2 separate regions of the Homo sapiens genome follow, and region 1 is linked to region 2. Evidence: chromatin contacts called from ENCODE Hi-C or POLR2A ChIA-PET data. All regions are on one chromosome and are shown on one strand. Each heading gives the region's core, a stretch centred on a gene start or an enhancer-like site at or near the end of the contact. The rest is flanking DNA. Distances are from core to core; before and after follow the strand shown. Region 1 holds the start of RDX (radixin). Region 2 overlaps RDX (radixin).

The links. A loop is a pair of places that touch in the nucleus more often than their neighbours do. ChIA-PET counts read pairs that join two places held with the same protein, here RNA polymerase II (POLR2A). Pooled maps may share reads with other maps.
Region 1: a loop to region 2 is called in a map of gastrocnemius medialis, with 5 times the contacts of the local background. The contact joins the promoter of RDX here to the enhancer-like site in region 2. A Hi-C loop is called at or near these places in 11 of 168 maps with a recorded cell type or tissue (B cell, CD4-positive, alpha-beta memory T cell, HepG2 and 7 more), 1 of 37 single-sample maps with no recorded cell type and 11 of 50 pooled maps. POLR2A ChIA-PET finds 5 or more read pairs at or near these places in 14 of 52 experiments (A673, GM12878, HCT116 and 11 more).

Annotation. Positions count from the first base shown.
Region 1 is chr11:110,295,225-110,297,924 of GRCh38, forward strand. It overlaps RDX (radixin), which reads right to left and starts at 1,390. Exons shown (of 14, transcript NM_002906.4): 1 at 1,243-1,390. RefSeq lists an enhancer at 487-1,359 and silencers at 573-632, 763-862, 873-922, 973-1,772.
Region 2 is chr11:110,250,583-110,253,282 of GRCh38, forward strand. All of the region lies in intron 9 of RDX (radixin), which reads right to left. Among named protein-coding and RNA genes, the nearest start is that of RDX, 45 kb to the right of the region's middle. Within about 2 kb of position 1,394, at least 8 of the 41 ENCODE cell types and tissues checked have a DNase peak (open chromatin) inside an H3K27ac peak, as active enhancers do; they include HCT116, PC-3 and gastrocnemius medialis, where a contact is called at or near this core.

The DNA.
Region 1 (2,700 bases), core at 140-2,639, 45 kb after region 2:
AAGCCATTATTTATCCAGCAACATGAACGGGGTAATTGTTCCTTCTTAGCTCCATCAGTCATATAAAAGAGTATTTAGTGTTCTAAAAAAAAAAAAAAAAAAAGAAGTATGCTCCTTAAACAATAGATTACAATGTCTATGTCAAAGTACTCGTTTATCAAATAAACCCTTATTATCTTAGACTTTTATATTTACATCCTGCCAGTCTTAGTGCCACAAGAATGCCATCGAGTTCCTCAGCAACGTGTCTTCCACCAAAATCTCAAATGTATTTTAAAATATATTTTTATGAAGTTGACTTTTAACACATTTCCAACCTAGTAACTACTCTTTAAGGAAAAAAAAAAACCACCAAATATTGGGAATGTCTGAAGAAACATGACATCTGTCTAGGAAGTGATGTAGTCTGTTTAAACTGAAAAAAAAAAAAAAACAAAAATGCACTGCCCCCTTTCAAAGTTAGTCCGGGAATTGAGTTTAGAATCCTTTAAAGGAAAAGAGGGATATCATGTACTGAACTTGTCTGGTGGGGTCTGAGACACTAAAACTGAGCGGCCTCAAGGGCCCGAGAAAGTTACAGGGCTCCGAGAGCTGCAACAGCAGCAGGTAGAGCTGCGGCCGGGAACCGCGGCCCTGGCCTGGCGGGTGCGAGCGGCGGGAGCGACTGGCGCCCCAAAGCCTGTCATGCAACATCCCCTTTGCCACTGGGGCGGAACGCACGCTCTCTAGTAATTTAACACCCCTCCTTTCAAACTGGAGGCCGGGGAACAAGTTCTAATAAATGTAAAATCGAATTCTACCTACGCTGAATATCTGGATTTTCAAACAACCCTTGGGACCATGCCAGCCCGGGCCCGGGGCCCAGTCCAGGCAGCGGGAGCCCACCGTCCCCAGGGCGCTGGGGGTCCGACACCGGCGCTGAAGGCAGACTCCGCGCCCCGAGGAAAGGAGAATCCCGCGGCGGCGAAGGTCGACTTTGGCCCGGCCAGGCACGTTCGGGCCGCGGCTCAGCCACGACTCGGGCAGGGCCTCGCGGCCCCTACCAGCCCCGGGAGGAGCCTGGCCGGCCGGGCCGTTACCACAGTGGCGCCTCGGCCAGCTGGGCGCGAGCGGAGGCGCGCCAAGCCCTGGCGGCGGCGCCACGGCCGGGCAGCACGGGCCCCGCAACTTCGCGCCGCCACCTTAGCGTCTCCGGAGGAACCGGGAGCGGGGAGTGGGGGAAGGGAGGGCGCCGCGCCTTACCCGGAGAGCGGGCGGCTTCTGCCCGCCGGCGTGTGGCTGGGGCGCTGCGCGGCGGCGCGGCTGCGACAGGGAGGGAGAAGCGGTGGTGCGAGCGCTGGCCCGCGGGAGACGAGAGGCGCCGCCGCCACCGCAGACAGCTCCGCAATATGGCCGCTCGGCGCCTCCGCGGGAAAAGGCGGGGCTGCCCGGCGCCCCCCCGCCTCCCCCTGCCGGCCGGCCGTCCTCGCGCCGCGGACTGAGCGCCAACGCCGCCGCTGGGGGCCGCCCCCGCCCCGCCCCTCCCGCAGGCTCGCAGCCGCAGGCCTGGCTCCGGGCGTGGCCGGGGGTCGCGGTCTGGGGCCGGCCAACGCGAGGTGGGTGGCTGCGGGCTCGGGAGCGCCCAGGGAAATAGGGCGAATGCGCCGGAGGGTCGAGCCCTTCCAGAGAGCGCTGGGCTCCAGCTAAACCTGCGGTCGAGGGAAGCGGAGCCGCCCAGCCCAAAGCTCGGAGTGTGCCCGCCGCCTCCCCAACGAGTGGAAACTTGAAACTCCCGCTGGTGCCAGCAAACTCACTGAGGGCGTTGCCGTCGCCCCCAGAGGAGGAATTCTTCCCAGAGGGAGCCGGGGACCAAATGAAGCGTGAGACTTGGCTGTTAGGTTTGAAGATCCTGGACTGGGAAGGAGAAAAGGGCCTACCTGAGCGGAATTTAGATTTGCAACAAAGAACGTTTACATTATTTTGGCAGGTTTTAGCCAACTAGAAAAACTTAATTTTTCAGCGACAATTTTCAAACTTCACCAAAACCTCAATGGATAAGACCCCAAATCAGGAGTGCAAATTTTAATCCAAGCAAGGATGTGTGATAATTTTTTATTACCAACGACATGCTTTGGCAGTTGGAAGGAGTTGGTTAGCAAGAAAAAGTTGGAAGTAGGGCCCCAAAGAGCCGCCAAACCTACATAATTCTAGATTTAGAGAAAGTTAGGCATTCGATCTTAAGACTAAGTCTAGCCCACTCACTTTAGTTAGTGGCTGGGATGAGACAGGAAGCTCCTGACTTCTGGATCAGTCTTCTGTCATCTAATCCATGCTGAGTCCCCTCAGTATTGTCTGCTGGGATGATTCAGGGAGCAAAACTTGCTATGAGTATACAAACAGCAAGCGCACAAAATCAGATTCGCCTGGCTTGCCCTGTTTGCAATACTTTTTTTAGCTTATCTTTTGTGAACAAACTTTAGATTCAAATAACAAAACGCCTGAGTATACTTACTTTTATAGGACAAATAACTCCTATACTTCCTGCCTTAGCATTTACCTTAGGTGAGACAGTAGCTTTTCCAGGAAATATCTGCAAATCACTTTCACTAGCCTGCCTCTTCAGTGAGTTTCCACTATTGCCCTTTGAGACCTCTCCGAACAATTAAAAGCCCCCAAGAGACTCAAGGGTTAAACTCAAGGGCCTTTAGATAGCAAATTCCT
Region 2 (2,700 bases), core at 144-2,643:
TATTTAGCTTTTCCCTATTGATGTTTCATTTGTTCTTCAGGGATGGAGGTGAAGGAGATATGGAAGCAGAAAAAAAGAATCAAGATAATCTGGCCATATGCAAGTTGGGAGGGGGTGGGGAATGGTCTTCCTACTGAAAAATGGAATAAGTATACAGCAGATATTTAAACTGATTATAATATTTAAAACATGTTGTAGTTTACTGTACTCTGTGAGGCTCGTATCTCACATTTTATAAGAATCCTACCCTGACAATAGCCATCTCCAGCCAACACTTCATTCAAATAATACAAATGCCTTCAGCCCTTTACATTACTCAGTGATATCTAGTTTTTGTAGGCCTGTCTTGTCTCCTTTATGAAACCAGATCTTGCTGCTCCCCTAAATGCTGTTCATTTTAGAGGACCTCACTGGCCCATAGGCACACCACACATATTTTTATCTCTACATATTCATCTATGTTGGCTTCTTCTTCTGAACGTATCTCTTGCTCTCTCTAACCTTCAAGCTTCAGTCCCACTTTCCTCATGAAGTCTTTTGTGATTACTGTAACAATAGATGCAGATATTTTTATTTGGAGTTTGGGTTTGAAAACACTCATTTCAATGCAGTTGTTCTATTTCAAGGACATAAATCACATTAATAAACTATTATTCCTTGTATTAATATGCAAAAAATTACTTTAGAATATCTTACTTTTTAAAGATCAAATGGGTCTAATTACACTTTTCTTCCATGAATATTAAAAACATATCCAACTTAGTTTATAATAATATTAGGAATTATTATAATGGCTATTTTTTATTAAGTACCGGGTACTTTGCTAAATGCCTGTATACCACTGTCATGATTTCTTACAAAAACGCTTGAAGGTAAGAATATTATTTTCATAGTAAGAGCAAGGAAACACAGGCTCAAAATTATCTGTTCGATTGAGTGTTAGAAGAGGAGTCAAGCCCAGATTTATCTAGTTCCAAAGCCTGTGTTCTTTGTATGACACTAGCCAGCCTTGGTGCAGAATCTCCCACAGCTAACCTACAATTGGTACATAGGTATGTAACTCTAAACTGTAAACTTGGGGCTTTCAGTTTTCACATGTGGAAACAATTTTAGCCATACAAAAACGTGCAAAAATTATCAGTCATAATTCAATTTGGATGCCAATAATTTAAGAGCTTCAAAAACTACATGGAATAACCACTCATAGTGTATAAGGTCATTTTCATTGCCAAAAAACCCCTAGGTTATAAAAATTATAGGGAGTAAATATAGCCAAATATACCAAAGTATTGTAGGGAAAGAGGTCTCTTTGCTACTCTTTCCCAACTACTGTTCTTGCCCAAGAGAGTCTAGCAGCACAGGCAGCATACCTCTGGGCATTCTCCCAGGTATATCTGCTGGCTACTTTGCCAATGGGCTTAATCAAAATTGTTTCCACACATACAGCTGCCATTTCTCTCTCTCTGACCTGTAAAGCAGGGAATAAATGACTCAGCATGCCATTTCTGAAAGACTGCCAATTCCTAGGTGACTAGAATAATATATCTCCTAGGCATTCAAACTGAATAAAAGTTACTGAATTCCAACTGAGTATAAAGCAGTCAATAAATGCTTACTAATGAAGAGCTCTAACATTTATCCAGGAGAACTACGGATTATTGTGCCAAAAAAGAAACTTAAGTCTTCCACTTCCATCTAAGCCTTAGAGTAACTAAAATATAGCACCATTACCAAATGATACTAAGTAAACATACTACCTGTACTAGAAGCAATACAGTATTTCTCTATAAGCCATGAAATAAAGGATATATAGATAAATATAGTAAGTTGAGAATGTAAATAATATATCAACATTATGAATGAGCAGAACAGTTAGGCATACTATAGAGTGATGAGTATGAGATACAGGAACTGTATATAAAATAATTCCTCATTTATCTCATGCTAGAAAACCTTTAAGAGACAGTGAAATCTTTAAGACGATTTAAAAAAATTAAGTGGAAACTAAAAGAAGTCTTCCCTTTGACAGAGGGAAATGCAAGGCTATGTGTATAAGAATGTACTGTATAGAAAGTAAAGCCCAATAAAGAGTATTTTTAAAAAGCATTTAAGATTAGAACCACAATGTAATGCTACAGCACATGAGCACAATAAAAAAGGACATAGCCCATCAAAGTAACAATCCAACTCATTACTCTTTTTTTTATTTTTATTTTTAAGAGAAAGGGTTTTACTACACTGCATGTTGCCTGTTGCCCTGATTGTCTTCAAACTCCTGTACTCAAGCAATCCTCCTGCCTCAGCCTCCCAAGTAGCTGAGACTACAGGCACATGCCACCATCCTCAGCTCACCAACTCAGTATCTTTAATGATGGGATTAGTAATTACTGACAAGCTTCAAACCCATATAAAAAATGTTTTGTTATGTGGTTAACTTCTCTAAGGAAGATAATTTGAGTTAATATGACAAAATAGGTAAAAATCAATAAAATCTCTTACACAGAACAGTTGTTGAATAAGAAAAAAAATCATTCAATATAAAACCTAAAACTATAGTAGCAAAATGGTATCTAGCAGATGGCTTCCTTCTAGATACAAAGTACCTTATATCCAATATTTAAAATACATATGTTTAGGGCTCTTCAAATTTTTTTTAAGGACTTACTCTATTTCTTAGACTATCACGTTGTTCCATAAAGA